Regions from separate parts of the Homo sapiens genome. Here region 2 is linked to region 1. A link is a loop called in an ENCODE intact Hi-C map of the cell type or tissue named here. Cell type or tissue: Calu3. All regions are shown on one strand. Each heading gives the region's core, and the rest is flanking DNA. Links, peaks and the distances in the headings are about the cores only.

Region 1 (9,729 bases), core at 519-8,518:
AATCGAAGTCTCCTACCCTTAGATAATAAGCCAACTGACATGTGAGTAGCTGCCATCTTATTTGAGAACTTATAAAATAATATCATTATTATTTGATAATATGATAGTATCATTATTTGCCATATGATGCAGTGATATCATTAATCCCTGCCTGGTTTAATCCATAATGTGGATATTAAGGCTGTTACAGTGCACTGGACCAGCATTTTAGAGATAATGACTGTTTTTAGTGTGCTCATTCATCAAACTAAATAATTTAAACTACTTTAGGAATTTGGAAAAAAACTTCAATAAAGATAATACATGAAACCCCATCAAAATTATGTATTTTATATTAGGAATTACACACACACACACATACACACACACAAATGGAAGTTTCAAAAATATTACCTTATTTATAAGATTTCCAGAAGCCATCATTCAGGATGCTATTGTTATTCTATCTGACACCATCATTTAAATTTATATGGAAAAAATATTACTGTGTTCTTTATAATCACTGAAATATATAATGTGTTCATAAGTCTGACAAGTACATTCATATATATATAGATATATATATATATATATATATAGAGCTGAAAAAAGCATTAAAGTAGTTTTAAATGTTTTCTACTATTTAAATGTTTTCTACTATGGTGTCTCTGGAAGTATAATCTGTGACTTACAATAAAGTAAATCCATAACCTTATGAGGAAACTATTTTAATTTCAATAAGATCACCATGGCATGGAGATCTGATTGCGTTTATGATTTATCAGCTTCTCTGTACCTTACTAGACAAGAATGGCCAATTAGTGATGACAGAGCCAGGCATCTCACCCCAGATACTAGCTGCATTATTCAGGGTTCTCCAAAGAAACAGAACCAGTAAGAGAGAGAGAGAGAGAGAGAGAGAGAGAGAGAGAGAGAGAGAGAGAGAGATCGATCGATCTAGCTATCCTCCCCCACCCCCTCCCCCACCCCCCACACACATATGAATTGGTTCCCATTATCACGGAGGTTTTGTCCCAAGGTCAGCAGTCAGCAAGCTGGAGACCCCAGAGAGCCAACATGCAGTTCCAATTCTAGTCTAAAGGCCTGAGAACTGAGAAAGCTGATGATATAAGTTCCAGCACAAAAGCCAGCAGGCTCAAAACCCAAAAAGAGCCAATGCTTCACTTCAAGTCCAAAGGCCAGTAAAGATCAATGCATCAGCTCAAAGCAGGCAGGCAGGAGGAGCTCCCTCTTACTCAGGCTTTTTGTTCTATTCAGGTCTTCAACTGGTTGGATGAGGCTCACCCACATTAGGGAGGACAATCTGCTTTATTGGGTCTACCAATTTAATCTCATCCAGAAACAATCTCTCAGATATACCCAGAATGATATTTAACCAAATGTCTGGCCAGTCAAGGTGACACATAAAGTTAACCACCACATCAAGGTACCACATTAAGTAATGCCTAGTCTTTATTTCAGGGATCTTCCAGGCATTATACTAAATGAATATAATATGGCTCCTGCCCCTAAAATCCCTACAGTTTACACGGGCAAATGGATAAGCAAACAGAATTTACAATTGAATATTACAATTAGGATACAATTATTAAGTATTACATGCCATAAGAGTCCAGGGGTAATTTAATTCAAAAGATACTGGGAATGATTTCACCATATGTACTTTATTTAAAACTTTCCCTGGATATCCATAAGTGAGTACAAGGCAAAAGGCTTCTTAAAGTCTGAGCTCTTTCAGTATTCTGAATTGTACAATTCAATATTCCCTTTCTGTGAACATACTTTATTGGTGGCATAAAAGTTAACCCTCCTTATTTTTTTATATTCAACGTTTTTCTCTCAAATTTTCTAAAATTAAAAATAAAAACTGTAAAAGACCTTGAAGTGGCAAGTATGTATTGTCAAGGGGGTCAAAAGGTCAATGCAGCCTGCTTGTTTGGGACATTCAGCACCTGTTTAACTCCTTAGCTCATTTTTCATTTTCTCTTTCTGGGTCAGGTATAATCTAGGATTTTTGTTTTTGGTATGAATTATATAAACTTCTAGATTCTTCTTTTTGTAGCATTAGAAGCCTTCAACAACGTGTTGGTAGGTTAAAATACCTCCAATTTACTGATAGGTGAATTTCAAAGTGTTTGATTTAATACTACCCAGTTGACTCTATCTGCAATCTACATCTTCTCAGCAATATGTAAAGTAGTTTAATAAAATAGAAAAAAAATCCACTTATTTTATAGTTACCACATACCAGGCATTGTGCTAAATGTTTTGATATGTGATCTATCACTTAATTTTTACAACAGTCCTGAAAGGAGGGTGTTATTTTTCCAACTTCTTGCAGATAAAACTTGTCAGTTTCTCTTTTCTCACCTTGATTTCCAAAACTTCTAGTTCAGAGTTAGAGGTCATGACGTAGAAAGAATAACATTGAGTTCGAAACTAGAAGACCTAGTTGTAGCCTTGGCTGTGTAACTTGCTGTGTGACCTTGAGTAAGTCATATTCTATCCATGTGATTTAATAACCTCATGCAGAAAATGATAGTGTGAATACTATGAGAAATGATGTTTGGATCAAACTCCTCTCAAAAGAAATTCTTGTACAATAAAACTGACTCCTCTCATCAGTGTACCTTACATTCAAATTCAGGTGTGCATAAATGACATTTTTGCAAATTGACTCATAGCTTAAAGGCACTTAAGCATAGAATCCTGCTATTTGAAAGAGTACAAAATTATATTGGAAATGAGTGTATATTCCAAATCTAACCTGCTTAGGTTCAAATTTTGGCTCTGCTATTTAAGAGTGATATGACTTTGGGCAAATTACTTAAACCACCTGCACCCCAATTTCTCTACCTGTAACACTGGGGTAACCAGGGTAACTACTATACCCATCTCAAAGGGGCACTGTAAAGATTAAGTGAGTTGACATTTCTGAAAACACTGTCTGACAACTGGTAGCAGGTCAGTGTGTGTATGTATTGAGAGAGAAACTGAAGTCTTGGCAATGTAAATAGCTGTCTCCTTAATGTACCAATTTTGAACACTTGGATTTTTTGCATATTAGGTATTTTTGAGGTGATACAAAGCAATATAGTCGTGAGACTCCTATTAACTCAAAGTCTAACAGAGTTTTAACCCGATTCACAGGAGAAAAACTAGACTACCTCTTATTTACAAATCCATAAAGTAAAGATGAAGAATGTGATGACATATAAAGTAGCTTGCAGCAATATAAATTTATATAACTATGATTAAAATAAATGCAGAAATACCCATCATCAAGCATCTTAAATTATTTTTTAAAATCTGACTTAGTAATTTTACTTATTCTATCCTATCCAAAGGAAATAATTTTAAATCCAAAAGAGACTTATTCCCCAAGATGTTGATTTTATTTTTAATAGTAGAAAATTTAAGGGGAAAAAAGCCAAAATATCAAAAGGATGGTTAACTGTTATACAGCAATTAAAATACATTCACAAAGCCTAATATAAATTTAAATTATTCAAATGCAGACTCAACATGATTACAACTACACTTTTAAAATAAGTCATGTATAAACCAAGGAAACCAAAATAGTACTGGGAAACTAGGAAAATACACACTAAAATATTAAGTTTTTACATCTAGTCCTCTGAAACAAAAAGTATTTTCTAAAGTTTGTTTTTTGAATTTCTGTTTTTTTCTAATATATTTCAATGAACACATGTTACTATAAAATAAAAAAAAAACATATACCAAAATGGTCAACCTTTGGCAATATTCAAAATAGGTAAAGGGAAACTACCCTGCTAGTGACAAAAAATATGCATAATGATATATGAATTGATGGCTCCTCTGCTACCACTAATGTTTTACAACAAAGTTGGCCACATTTAAATAAACAAATGGGCAAACAAAACTACTTCTCTGCCACAGAGACTGTCTAGGCAGGAAAAAGGGGTCTGGGAGAGGTGGAGAAAGGCAGAAGGTTCCAGGGAACTGTCCACCAAGGAGGTGCTGACAGGCCCTCTGATATTGGGTGAGTGTTAGAGCACCCTCTGGAGGCTGGGAGCCCACAACCCATTTCCTCTTTCTCTTTCTCTTTCTCTTTCTCTCTCTTTCTCTTTCTCTTTCTCTTTCTCTTTCTCTTTCTCTTTCTTTCTCTTTCTCTTTCTCTTTCTCTTTCTCTCTCTCTCTCTCTCTCTCTTTCTCTCTCTCTCTCTCTCTCTCTCTCTGCCTCCCCGCCCCACCCAAGACTTTCCCTTCCCATCTTTCCCTTCCTATCATTCTGTTCTATTTTCTTTCCTTCCCTGCTCCTTCTTCTGTTTGCCTGGTAACTACGGAGATTGGAAGAAATAACACTGGTAAAACACCTAAGATACTGTATATATGTTTAATAAAACCAAATTATTTTACCCCTTCCTTTTGCTGTTTTAGTCCTTGAACTCATCCCTTTCTTCTTCTGATTCCCTCCCTTTTTTATTTTTCCATTTTCTTCCATTTTAACCTTCCACTTACTCTCCCTATTCTCTCTTTTGTGAGAGTCACCCTGTAGAAGAAAGGTAGGTTGCTTTCTAGAAGATGACTCCTTTCCTTTGAGGGTTAGGGCAGTTACAAAAGGTCCAAATACTCACCAGAAAAAAATAAAATTTCAGGACTCTATAACATTTTCAAAAACTTTCCCCTATCTTAATATATAAAAACAATATTGAAGATACCTGATGTGTCCTACGGGCTTCACAGTGGTTCAGTTGAGCTGTTATATTAACAAATTGCTATTATGAGAAAGAAAGAGGTGCTCAAGTTTTAGCCATGTTTCTTTTAAAACTGTAAATATTCAAAATATACAACATAATGTTTTGATATAGTGAAATGGTTACTACAGCCAAACTAATTAACATACCCATTATCTGTGTTACACTCTGTGTGTGTGTATGTGTGTGTGTATGTAAGAATACCTAAAATCTACTCTCTTAGCAAATTTCTGGTATACAATCCAATATTAACTATAGTCCAAACACTGTACCTGAGATCTCTAGGTTTATTCATTCCACATAACCGCAACTTTGTTTCCTGCAACCCACATCTTCAAATTTCCTCCCAATCTCCCATAACCACCATTCTACTGAGTTTGTATGTGTTCTACTTTTTTTTTACATTCCACATATAAGTGAGGTCAGCAGCATTTTCCTATCTTCAGTTTATTTCATTTAGTTTAATGTCCTCCAGGTGTATCCATGTTATTGCAAATGTAAGGTTATCCTTCTTTTCAAAGGTTGGATAATATTCTAATTTATAGAATAGATATAAATGTATCTCTATAAAATAGATACATGCCACAATTTCTTCATCCATTTATTTGTCAATGAACACTTAGGTTGTTTCCATATCTTGGCTATTATGAATTATTTAAAATAGTGTTGCAGTGAACATGAGAATGCAGATATCTCTGTGAGATGCTAATTTCGTTTCCTTTGGTTATATATCTAAAAGGGGATTGCTAGGTTATATGGTAATTCTATTTGTAATACATTTAGAAACCTTCACACTGTTTTCCATAATTATCACACTAATTTACATTCTCACCAACAGTGTACATAGGTTCCCTTTTCTCCATACCCTTGACAACACTGGTTACCTCTTGTCTTTTTGATAACAGCCATTTTAATAGTATGAGATGATATCTCACTGTGGTTTTGATTCTCATTTTCCTGATACTTAACGATGTTGAGCACCTCTCCTTGTACCCACTGGCCATTTTAATGTCTCCTTTGAAGAAGTGTCTATCCAGGTCCCTTGTGCATTTTTTTTAACATAAGCCATATTTCAATTACATCTTCCTTTTAATTAAAATAGTAAAGCAAAGGAATAATTGTAGAGAATACTGTAATTTATAAAGTATTTTTAGAATATTAGGACAAATAACAAATATTCTTTTATGTTTGTATGTATTTTTATCTTAGAAATATTGGGGAATAAAAGAAGGGAGACACACACACATGGACTGTGGACCTTTGCAATGCAGCTATAGACAAGATAAAGGAAAGAGAAATACTATATAGGCTGGCCCTTGAAATTAAATTCAATACTTTGATCTTTGTGGATGGAGAAAACAGTTAAGTGAAGGTAAAGTTGATGCCTATTTTCTGATAATGACATAAAAACTACTATGACAAAGAAAAAAACCTTTTAGAAGACCTCCTTCCCCATGGCAAGCCCATTCCCATAAATAGCCTTGTAGGTGTGATGATGGCATATGGACAGGGGCAAAAAAAAAAAAAAAGGTAGGGGGGAACTGATATAATAGAAAATCTTTTTTTTTGGAAGAAGGTTATTTTGGTTTCTCTCATGAGAACTTAAGGTTAGATGGGACTGTAGGTGATCTGTATTTTAATAAAAGAAGTGGAATTACTTCCTCAATAGGCTTGGAATTAATTTCTGGAATAAATGGTGTTGTACTTACGTTTGTATCTCTAATGCCCATCATAATGCCTAGCATGGAAAGACACTCCATGTTTACAGTCATAAGTCGTATAGTCAGTTAACTAAATTGAATAGCTCTCAGGATGCAACAAGACGGACCCTGGAGATGGCTAAGTGACAAAAGAAGATAACTTTTGAGTGTCTAGCTTGAAAGCTCAAATTACTCAGCATCCTTGAAGCCATTCTGAGATAATTAGAGCAAACAGTTTTAGTGTTTTTGAAACTGACAGTCTGGCCTACCCATGAAAATGGTTTTAGACTTTGCCATGTAAATAACTTTCAGGAAAGGAAATAAATATTCATCCTAATAATCTTATTTTCACACTTAGTAGGTAATCTTGAAATGACTGCAGGTTTCTGAAGTATCCTTATTGAAATCTGTGTCTCCATGATTTTTTCAAAAATTATTTAAATCCCATTTTAATTACTAAAAGATTCAATGAAAATCCTTATTTTATATTTTTTTCTTAAATCAATATTGTAAGAAATGTAATCATCTGCCATATCACTTAAATTTGAGACCAAAGGGAACAAGAGCAGTTTATTGCTATGCCTCCAGTGTGTAGAATTTCTAGTGTGGTCAATAAATATTTGCTGATCAAATGGAATAATAGTATAATTTGTTAATTAATTTTCATAAATGTACTTCATTTTATGAATGTCATATCAATATATAAATGGTTCCTATATTTTACATAAACAGCATAGAGCAAAGAAAAATAACTTTGGGAAAAGTAATGATTGATTTCTTAATAAAGATGAAGAATTTATCAAGAGAACTATCTTAATAACAGTGGGAGCAGTTTCTCCTATAAGTAATAAGCCCACCTCAGTGAAGCTATGAAAATAATTAAGGCCATATAAGCAACAATCATTTGATGAATTTATACATAGTAAGTACTGCATGCATCTCATTTAACTGTTATTTCTCACAATGACATAGTAATATATACTGCAGTAGTTATTGCTGTGGCCACTTTACATATGAAGAAACTGAGACTTACATAAATCATATCAATAGTAAGTATAAAATTTAGCTTTGAAACTTAAGCCTGTCTGTGAGGTAAATTTTGCATATTATTTTCTGTTGTCATCTGTCAGATAATGTTGAAGAACTTCACTAGGAGGAAGGCTACAGTAGAAAGTCCCAATACTCTTTCCATATTTAAGATTATAAGATAGAATCCTTATGTCAACCCATCTATAATTAACCTTCTGTTAAGTATGGTTATAATATAATAATTGATCCCATTATAAAGGGATTTGAGAATTATCTTATTCAAATACTTTGCAAAATAAGATGGGTTAGAGTCTCTAAAAGCATTATTTTATTTTCACATAACATTAATTTATTTTTCAAAAAACGATGTCTGCAAACACACATGACATAGGTGTTTCACTCTATTGACATGAATCTCTCTCATAAAGTGAATTTGTTAAATCCGAATACCAAAAGGAAGAGAACATAAAGAAAGTTAAACTAATGTATTTCCTTAGCCTTAAAAAAAAAAGTGTGTGCTTGAAATTATTTTAATTCCCTCCAATATGGTTTGAAAGTTAGGGGAAAACCTAACAGCATAAAAGAAACTTGTTTGTAAATGAACTTGAAGGGTCGAATGCATATTCAACAACATTCTCTACACCAATGGCTTATCTTATTTGATTATTAGCTTGTGTTTAATTTCCCTTGACAAATAATTCACCTTTGTTAAATATCATTTAGCACCGCTAAGTAATTCTTGTAAGTTCATGGGAATGGATTTTAAACAGTAGCCATTGCAAGGATGCTACTGTAAATGCAGTTAGGAGAGTGAATAAAAGCATGAGGTAGGGGTGGCAGGTTGTATGGGAGAGAACCTAACTCCTTAGTTATTGGTGCTATTCATTCACATACATCTTCCTGACAGTGATGAACACACAAACCTTCAACAATTCTAAGATCTCTTCGGGGTTTCCAAAGGAACAACAAGCTACTCTTTAGTATGGGCAATATATTTTTTAACCAACCCTACAGTGTAACCTATCATATTGAGTAGAAAAACATAAATCTCTGGCAATAATATTATCATTCAATGACTTCATGAAAGACATAACCAGAGATTGTTAGAGCTGGCAGGTGCCTCAGAGATAATCTCATCCACAGTCCTCATTTTACAGAAGAAAATCTGAGGCCCAGAGAAGATTCTCTAGGCATAGCCAATATAAGACTTAAAATCCTGACTCCCAATTTTTCCGTTAAGCTTACACCTCCTGTGAGCACTATCCATGAAGTTCAGTGTGTGTGTTTCATTAACTTTACTGCCTAAGGTGCTTACCAGCTGTCCAATCCAATCTCTGGTGTTATCTTTCAGAAAAATAGGAATTATGTGATATACATTCACTTAGAGAAGTCAAACTTCAGTTATTTCAGATGAAGAAAGCTCTCTCTCTTTCTCTCTCTCTCTCCTTAGACAGTCACCATAGTAGCCACATGAAGTGTTTTATATAAATAAGCTGGACAAATCCACTGGCTTTTCACAACAAAAAGAAGTGAAGACTTGTAACTTACAGTAACAGGACATGCACTCAGGCCATTAATGGGCTAAAACTGTTCAAACACCAAGTTCTATGCATCTTTTTCAAGGAGTGCGTCGTCAGGTCCAACAAGGAAGCACCATTAATATATTTCAGAAAAGGAGCAATGAATGATAACCTGTTTTAAAAACCTTCAAACCTCATTTCTCTGGGAACACCAATCACCTTTACAAAAATCTGGGGTGGGACAGTTATTTACTACAAACTTCACTGAGTAACTGCGCCACCTCTTGATAAAATTTGTTTGTTGATTTCAAGTGGATTGTATAAAAGGGAAAAGCATGCAACTGGGGGCAACCTGAGCCTAGCTCCAGATTTTCTGTCTAAAATAAAAATAAGCTGTTTATCTTAAAAAATGTCAGTTTATCTAGAGTTCATCGACCACCCCACTTACTCCTGCTAGTTAGCCCAGTGGGTTGGGGCTCTAGGTGGTAGTAACCTGAGATGAGTTCAGGAGCTCCCAAATTAGCAGTCTGGAGCCCAGTCACTAGCTAAATGCATAAGGAGATCCCAAGCAGAGAGCCACCCAAGGTGCCCCATTTCCGAGCTGCATCTGCTCTTGTAGCCTCTGTATGTTAGAGACCAGGGTCCCATCACCATTGAGTTATGAGCCCAACATCGGACGCCAGAAAATCAGTGCGATCTCTTGGCCCCCAAACCCAGCTGGCTCCCAGAAAGAGCAGAGCA
Region 2 (9,729 bases), core at 1,066-9,065, 160 kb before region 1:
CAACTTCTAGTCTCTGCTTGGGCATATCTTCGTCCATTCAGTTCATGGCTTCATTTGTAGTTCTGTGTGTTTTATTTTCTTCTTCATCCTTGTATCAATTCATCCTTTTATCTAAACTATTAAGTTTTACCTGGATATGCAAAATTAACAATCACAGTGAAGCTTCCCAAATGGGGCAGTTTTTAACCCTAAAAATCATTACTCTTTCCTTAATGTGGATAGGACTTGCTCAATCTTGAGGGCAGAACGACTACCAGTTTTATTAGGTGCACTAGCTGCAGGGATTCAACAGTGTACAAGCAAGATAGGCAGTATTATTTCTCTTGTGGAGCTTTCCTTCTAGTGGTGGTGACTAACATAATTTAAAAATAAAGAAAATGGGCCGGGTGCGGTAGCTCATGCCTGTAATCCCAGCACTTTGGGAGGCCGAGGTGGGCAGATCACCTGAGGTCGGGAGTTCAAGACCAGCCTGACCAACATGGAGAAATCCCGTCTCTTCTAAATATACAAAATTAGCCGGGCATGGTGGCGCATGCCTGTAATCTCAGCCACTCGGGAAGCTGAGGCAGGAGAATCACTTGAACACAGGATGGGGAGGTTGCGGTGAGCTGAGACTGAGTCACTGCACTCCAGCCTGGGCAACGAGAGTGAAACTCTGTCTCAATAATAATAATAATAATGAAGGAAATAAAGTCAAGGAAATAAGATGCTCCAAGAGAGCACAAGAAGGAACCATATTCATTAGAGAATGTCAAGGATGCTTTCTGAAACAATGACATATTAACTGAAGTCAGAGGAATGAGAATATCTCCCATGTGAAGAGGTGGGTAAGCTGCCTTTCAAATGAAAGGAAGAACAACCATGAGAATCTTTGTGTTGGAAAAGAGTGTGGTAGGTTCAAGGAATTGACACGGCTTTCTGAAGAGGGGTGAGTGAAGCAAACATGAGGAAGGAGAGGTAACCTGGAATAAGATTACATACGGCCTTGTTAGCCTTGGGAAGGATTTGGGTCCCCATCCTAAGAAAAATGGGAAGTCAACAAAGAATTTCAGCAGGAGAGTGATATGACCTGATATATATTTTCAAAAGCTCACTCTTGAACTCTTAGTGAGCCTGTAAGAGGATGTAACTGCAATAAAAAGCAGTATGGAGGTTCTTCAAAAATATGAAAATAGAACTACAATATTATCTAGCAAACCCACTTCTGGGTATATATCCCAAAGAATTGAAAGCAAGGTCTTGAAAAGATATTTACACACCCATGTTCATAGTAGTACTATTCATGATAGCTAAGAGGTAGAAGCAACCCAAATGTTTGTTGATGAATAAATAAACAAAATGTGGTTAGAAATATCCATATATACACACACACACACAATAAAATGTTATTCAGCTTTAAAAAAGAAAGGACATTTTGTCACAAGCTACAATATGGACATATCTTAAGGACATTATGCTAAGTGAAATAGGTTGGTAATAAAAAGACAAATGGTGTATGATTCCATTTATATGAAGTGCCTACAGTGGTGATATTCACAGAAACAGAAAGTAAAATGGTAGTTATCAGGGACTAGAGAGAGGAAGAAATAGGGAGCTGTTTAAAGGATATAAAGTTTCAGATTTACAAGAGGAAGAAGTTCGGGGGATCTGTTGTACAACAAAGTGAACATAATTAACACTACTGAACTGTACAGTTTAAAATGGTTAACATAGACTAAAATTTTATGAATTTTTTACTACAATTTTTTAAAAGCTTACTCTAGCTGCCAAAGGAGAATGGATTCAAAGGGAGAGGGCAAAAGTTGGGGAGACCAGTTGGGAGGCATTTAGAGAACCTGTGCTGGTGCCTGAGACAGGCAAGTGGCAGAGCCTGCAGGCCAATGAGCTCAGCCCCTGCCCATCTGCATTTCCTACAGTAGGAAGCATCTAGGGGCCACAAACTCCAAGTTTTCTTTTGCCCACCCACACAACATTCCAAATGTCCATGTCTTTTATTCTTTCAACCCTCCAACATCTTTTCTCAGAGGAGATAAGAAGTAACAAAAAAAATGAATTTTGTAACACTTGGTGACTAAGTTCACTCCCATCTGGGCCCATCTTTTGCCTGATAGGAGACAGGACATGGTCAGGTAGCAGGTGGACTTTAAGCAACCATATCCAGCTTTGAGATTGGGGCCTAGTGGACAGTGGGTATAAAGATACTCTGTGTTAGCCTCTCATCAAAAATGCACCCCCAGTTATTTTTTGTAAACTTGAGCATCTGACCTAACATGTGTTTAGTCTTTCTTCCTGACTCGTATTTCTGTTTTGGCTCATAGCAACAACCCTAAATGGTTAGAGCAAGAGTATCCAGTCTCCGATCTTTTGGCTTCCCTAGGCCACAATGGGAGAAGAATTGTCTTGGGCCACACATAAAACACACTGATAGCTGATGAGCTAAAAATAAATAAATAAATTGCAAAACAGTCCCACGATGTTATTCAAATGTTTTTGCATTTGTGTTGGCCCACATTCGAAGCTGTCCTGGGCCACATGTGACCCACAGGCCGCAGGTTGGACAAGCTGGGTTAGAGGGTGAAGAGCCTCTGTTCCCCAGATTACACATGTAGTACTCCCACACTCTTACCAAACAATTATTTTGTATTGTGATTAAAAATTATATTTCAAACTCATTATGGAATCATTCATGTGTTCTTATCATTTAGCTCCCACTTATAATTGAGAACATGTAGTATTGCGTTTTCTGTTCCTATGTTAGTTTGCTAAGGATAATGGCCCTACATAACAAAGTAATTTACATCAGCTATACAATCTATAAGGAATAATGTAACAAACTTCCTCATAACTGCCATCCATCTTTAAAAAGTATTACCAGCAGAATGGAGGCCCCTGGGTATCCATCCCGGGTCATATCTGTCTGCCTCTCCCCTGAGGTAATTGTGGAATTTTATCTGTATAATTCCCTGTTTTCCCCAATAGTCTTACTACATAGACAGGTAATTGTAATGGTTAGTTTTATGTGTCAACTTGGCTAAATTATAGTATTCAATTACTTAATTTAGGTGTTGCTATGAAGGAATTTTGTAGTTGTGGTTAACATCTACAATCAGTTGACTTTAAGTAAAGGAAATTATCATTGATATTCTGGGTGGGCCTCATCTGACCATTTGAAAGGTCTTAGAAGCAAAACTAGGGTTTCCATGAGAAAGAATAGATTTCATCTGTGGATTTCTTGCTTAGTGCCTATTGAAGAGTTTCCAGCCTGCTGCCCTGCCCTATTGATTTTAGCTCCCACAATGACAAAAGCAAATTCCTTAAAATAAATTTGTTTATATACACATATTAATATATATACACATACTGGTTCCATTTCTCTGATATGATCTTTACTGATACAGTATTCCTTAAAAATGCTTAGTTTATATCTATTTTGGAACTTTATGTAAGCAGTATCATATTGTGGCTATTTTTCTACAACATTTCATTGAGAAATTTATTTATGTTGATGTGTGCAAAACTAGATCATTTCTTTTTAATTTTTTACAGTATGTTATTATTAGTATATCACAATGTACCATTTTTTTTTTTCTGAGAGAGATATTTGGGCTTTTTCTATTATTTTCCTTTCCGGAATAACAAAACTAACAATACTGCTAAAAATCCTTGCATGTGTTTTTTGGTGCACATATGTAAAACTCTTGTTAGAACATATATACCTAGGAGAGTAGAGGAGTTCTGGGTCTTAGACTATATGCATCTTCAATTTTTCTAGATATCTGTTCCGTGCTTTCTCCAATGATCTTACTACAAAGTAGTTGTATTTTTGTCAGAAATATACCAATTTACAAACTATCAGCAACATATGAGAACTATGATTTTTCCATACTCTCAGTAAAACCTGGAATTATCAAGAAAAACACTTATAACGTGACTATATATCAGATTTGGAAAATCTCATCGACAGGATTTATAGATACATTATATGTAAGGGGTGAGAAAGATAAAGGAGTCAAGGATCATTCAAAGATTTTTAACTCTAGTATTCATTAATATTTATTCTAAGTGTTATTATTCTTATTATTATCTCTAACGCTTGTGATGAACTTGAACAAATAAAAAAACTTCACTAAGTGGTTTGGAGTTGGTTTATTTCCCAGATTACATCCCTTGTGTGCAGCATTCACTGTCAGCCACAAGGTGGCAAGCTAAGCATCCTTAAATCTAAAGCTCAACTCTGGTCTGGGTGAACTTGACTATTCTTAGAAAGTTTATAAAGCAAGAACTTATTCCCCAGTAGTGAATTCTTATGGGTATAGCACACATGCTTCTTTCCTAAAAATTGTGGCATCTTTGCAATGTATGTCTCCTTGTATAAGGAAACAAGCAGAAACCTTTTTTTCTTAAATAAAACTCTAAACCAATCAGGGCTCTGCTAGCATCCTTTTGGCTCCCTTTAATCACAGCACACATTCTAGACTCCTAATCCTGCCATCCAAGACCCTCTACAAACTGCCTTAAATCTTCGCTTCTAACTTCACCTTCCTTTACTTTCTTTATACTTCAAATACCTACCGCTCCCCAGCTCCCTATACACACACCACTTTTTATTCCTCTGCCTAAACATTCCAGCTCTCAGGGCATAGTCCACCTACGCCAAATTCCGTTCAGATGTGTATAACTCATAGTTCACATTTCCATGACTTGGTGAAGGCTATTGATTCCTTATCTTCTTTATTTTTTTGCATCTATTCAATTGAAATGCAAATTTGAGTCTCAGCTTCAAGAGTACTCTTCCAAAGACTTCAGGGTCTCCTCCAGCAGTTAGCTATGATTCTCCTAAGCCCCTCAAAACATTTTTTATACCATCATTAGAGCTGTCACATTTTATTATAACATTTTTATCTTTTTTCTCCCCAAAAGCTTGTTACCAACAGAGAGTCATGACAGATTTTTCTTTGACTCTGTCAGTGACCATTCCACGCCTGGCAGCTCAATGGATGTTGAGTAGCTTGCTGAATAAATGAATGAATAAATAGATATTGTATGAAGGCAAATATTTAATTTTGAGTGATGTATGTTTCCTATCAGTATGTAGAGTACCCAACAAAGTGCTTATATTGCCTGAACTTTTATCTATTATTACTGTTGTCATTATAACAAAAATCATTTAAAAGTAAACAAACACTGAGTTGGTTGTTAACCAGACACAGAAGATACAGCTTCTGCCATGAAGAGGTAAGCCAAGGGGACCTAGGGAGATGGCATAACTTAGGGAACAATTAGAGACACAGACAATGTGTGCATATGTAAATTAGTATAATATACTGATATAATAAAGTAATTCACTTAATGTAATTAAATAAATCATTAGGTTTCACTGTTGGCACGAGAAGTTTCCATAATTCAGTTGACACATAAAATATTTTTTTCAGCAAACATATTATTGATTTTCCACAAAGGTTATAATATAATAAGCATATAATATTGATTTCTTTTAAAAGCTCTCCATCCAGAGCTACGAGAATCTCAGAGGAATTGTAATCCCTTCTAATTAAAAGCTTCAACATGCAAATATGTGCTATTAGGCATTAGGCACCATATGCTGCACTATAATCTGAACTTGCTAACTGTGTCTCTTCGGTCCTCTGAATATAACTATTTCCTGATCAATACATTTTTTGCATTTTATCTTCTTGGGTTTAGATCTAAAAGGTTTCCTAAGTTAGTTTATGCTAGATCTTAATTCTATTTTAATTTTAAATTGATTAAATCAATAGTTACTGAGTGACTATGAGATACAAGAAAATGGGCTATGCTCTAACATATGGCACATGACATGTTATCCCATTTGTTTTTAGCTATTATTTTGATGAAGACCTACTCTGTGCCAGATATTCCTCTAGGAGGAAGAATCTAAGGCTCAAAAATGTATATAGGTATGCTGGAGTATCTTGTGTACTTGTTGGGAAATCACAGGAATAAATTCAGCCTAACAGGTTTTGCATAATCTTTTTAGATTCTTTTATATAATACTAGCTACAGGACTGTATATAGTCTGGATACCAAATTTGGGAATCTGATCTTCCCTTTAAGTCAAATTTAGTAGGAAAGCCACATTGTATTGATTTTAGCCAATGTTCTCAAATGAAGCAACTTAAGTCAGCTTAAAAATTGCTGTTGACTATTATTGAATACCTACAGTGTGCTAGGCACTATCAATTCAGCTGAAACTCATTAATTCAAGTGAATAACTCAGTCCCCATTAGGAGGGCTCACATTTTACAAATGACCAAGCAAGAGAAAAACACCCAGCTGAAAGGCAACAGAACTGGCAGGCACTTTTATCATCTGCTGTTAATTGGAAGTAGAAGAACTTAATTTTATTCAGAATAATGCTTCATCATGGCTTTGGAAAGTAATGAATTCTCAGGGGATCTGAATGTGCGCCTCTAATAAACTTTCTATAAGACATGGCAGATTTGTTGAGAGAGGAGAGGGGTCTTCTTATAAAATATTCTGGGCTGTGGAAAGGTAAAATAAAACAAATGTACATTTTGGGTTAAAATCAACAGAAAATCATAAAATTATTTTATCTGGCCATCCATAGACTACTATGAGCTTTTAAGTTAATTTATGTATGAGCATAATGGAGAGTTGAGGCAAGAAAATGAGGGGTATGCTGAAGATGGAGTAGGTATTACTTCAAGAGGTCTGAGTGCCACCCTTTGCCATGAAGGAAAACTAATAAATTGATATTTTGGAGTTAGAGTACTCACGCTTTTACAATGTGACTTGATACTGCATTTTTAAATAACTCCTTCAACACAGATTTATTGGGCATCTGTCATCAGCTAGGCACTTTGGTAGATACTAGGAATACAATAATCAATGAAATAATTTCATTCCCTTTTCTCATGGTGTTTGGTCTGGTATGGGGAGGCAAATGTTAAATGCATAAGTGACTACTGACTACTTAATTATAGCCATAATATTAGCTGTGAAACAGTATATTGGGCATTTGGAGTATGTGCAGTGAGTAGGACATATAGTTCAATAGGTTTAGGTGATAATGCAAATGATAGATGTGCTTTACTGAGCATCTATATTCTTCTGGTCATTATGCTAACTCTTTTGCATTATTTCCAATTTTTATAATTATCCTACAAAAATAAAATACACTTCTGTCACAGATGAGAACTCCTGATCCTATAGATTTCATGATGGCAGATGCCATCAAGCCATAGCCTGTTACACCCTTTTGCCATCTCATCTTCTAAGACTCAGATTAAATGTTACCTCTCTTTTAAGACTCATATTAAATGTTACCTTTCTGTGAAACCTCCCTTCTAGCAGCCAATGTTCTCTCTTCTGTGCTTTCCAAAGCTCTTGCTTTAAACTCTAATATTTAGAAGTGTAATTAATCTACTTATAAGTCTGACTTGCCCACCAGACAGTCATCTTCTTAAGGAGGAGACTATGTTTTAATTGTATTTCATTTACTTTCATACCTCCTGCACCCAGCAAGCTCAGTGCTTGACATTTATAATTCCTCAATAAATATTTATTAAATCATTGTTGAGTGAAAGAAATTTGTTCTTATAATCTATAGCAAGAATGCAACACAAATGGGAAAATAAGGATAGCATTTCATTTGAAATGCTAAGAAAATATTTGAAAGGCAAATTGTTAGTTAATAAGTATCTAGAATAGACCATGAACCTTGTACACAATACATATTAATTTGAAGATTTAAAATTGACTTCTTTTTTTAACTTCCTAAGTACTGATGAACACTATATATGTCAAACGAAATTGCAACTGGGTTTCAACCAAACAGAATTCACCTAGATAATTTAGCCTTGCACTGCTTTCTCAATCTTGATTTATACTTATCAAAATGTGACAAAATTTCATGTAATCCATAAATACATACCCCTTATGTAACCATAAGAATTTTTAAAAGTTAAAAAAAAAGTAATGTGACAGAATATACTTTTATAAAGTTACATGTTTACAATATCAAGCAATGTATAATAGAATCAATGACCCTTGATCTAGAAGGAACTCCAAGATATCCTTTGGTTCAGTCCCCTGTCTATGAGAAACACTATTCAGAACTGATGGCTGTCATAGACTAAATAATGACTACCATTTAAGTTACTAACTCCCAGGATAAAGGCAGCATTTTCTATGACTGCCTATGTCTCTACCCAATACTAGCTTCTAAGATAATATAAAATGTAAAATTTTTTTAAAAAGAAAAAAAATTGGGAGCACTCATTTCCTTCTTTGCATGTGGATTCAAAGGAGGAGTCCAATTCAAATTTCCAGCCCCTACATGAAGGCTTCTGGGTTTGCCTCATCTGCAAGTGCTCTCTCCCTTGACATTTTATCTCTAAATGCTTATAATAGTTAGCTTGAAAATTATACCCTGTATTTTGGAATTGTTTGTGTCATTTGTTTAAATAACAGTCTATGAGATCTATGAGTCCCTTCTTAAAACTAAATTTTTAACAGCAGTTTCGTCTTATATTTTCTGATTCCTCCAAGCAACTGCTATAGTAGATGTGTCTTGTGTTACAGTAACAATGCAAAAAATCTTTAAAATATATTTCTTAGAATAAATAAATATCCAACTCTTTACCTCTTTTTCTTTCTTTCTTTCTTTTTTTTTTTTTCTTTTGAGACAGGTTCTTGCTCTGTCGCCCAGGCTGGAGTGCAGTGGTACGAACATGGCTCCCTGCTGCAGCCTCAACCAACTGTGCTCAAGTGACCCTCCTGCATCAACCTCCAAAATAGTTGGGACTACAGGCATATGCCACTGTACCTGGCTAATTTTTTATTTTTCATAGACATGGGGTCTTGGCATGTTGTTCAGGCTGTTCTCAAACTGCTGGGCTCAAGTGATCCTCTCGCCTCAGCCTCCCAAAATGCTGTGATTACCAACTTTTATAAAACCACATTTCAACTCCATTTACGTAAGTTTATCTTGAGTAACGTTTCTACTAAAATCCATTCATATTGGGCTGCATTCCTTGTGCCTAGCACTGTCGCTAGCATATAATAGGCTATAAATACATATATGTTGAATATAAAAATGAAGGAAGAATCCAGTTGGCACCTGCGGACTTTTCAACCACGTCTGATATTGAGCTATCTCAAAACATGATGGTGAGTAAATGAATGAGTGATGCTACACCCACAACACATCCACATTTGCAAGGAACACTATGCATAGTACTATTGTGATTTATGTTGTTTATGTTTACCATAAATGTTGATATTTCTTTTTTTCAAAAACCCTGGCATTTTTGAGGCCTCCTTCTAACATAATTAGTGAGAAGTAATGACTGAGTGACCTTTTGACAACAATCCCCAGGGCTGGAAGGAATCATGCTTTTTTTCAGAACCTGGCATTTTGGCTGCAAGCAGCAGCACTGGGAGCTCACTGAAAGAGCCAAAATGTGTCAGAGCACAGGGCAAAATGGCACAGCTGCCAGGTGAGGTTCAGATGCTGTCTGTGTTTTAGGTTGAAGCAGTGAAAAGGCAGACTCTAAAATCGGTCTTGTTCTTACACTCATGCGTAGCTGGCTTTGAGTTCAAGAAAGTTTAAGTAAAGCAGTTAAATGTACACCAGAATCATTACAATAACACTCAGATCTTGGTCCTGGCTCTGTGAGGCTCTGAAGTAGCTGTGTGACATCTTAGCAGCTATGTGACATCTTATTA

What was found. Peaks named below come from ENCODE experiments on the same cell type or tissue, not always from the same donor. Only the 100,000 strongest peaks of a DNase experiment are listed, where the experiment ranks them.
Region 2: it touches region 1 in a loop (11-fold over the local background); 55 of 110 quality-filtered maps call a loop at or near these places.

What each region holds. Positions count from the first base shown.
Region 1 is chr11:84,710,455-84,720,183 of GRCh38, forward strand. The region is part of intron 6 of DLG2 (discs large MAGUK scaffold protein 2); the gene reads right to left. Among named protein-coding and RNA genes, the nearest start is that of DLG2, 910 kb to the right of the region's middle. In Calu3, for the core only: a CTCF peak has its summit at 4,033 (motif pointing left); a DNase peak (open chromatin) is centred at 4,017.
Region 2 is chr11:84,554,085-84,563,813 of GRCh38, forward strand. The region is part of intron 6 of DLG2 (discs large MAGUK scaffold protein 2); the gene reads right to left. Among named protein-coding and RNA genes, the nearest start is that of DLG2-AS2, 920 kb to the left of the region's middle. In Calu3, for the core only: no CTCF peak of the experiment used is centred there; a DNase peak (open chromatin) is centred at 4,207.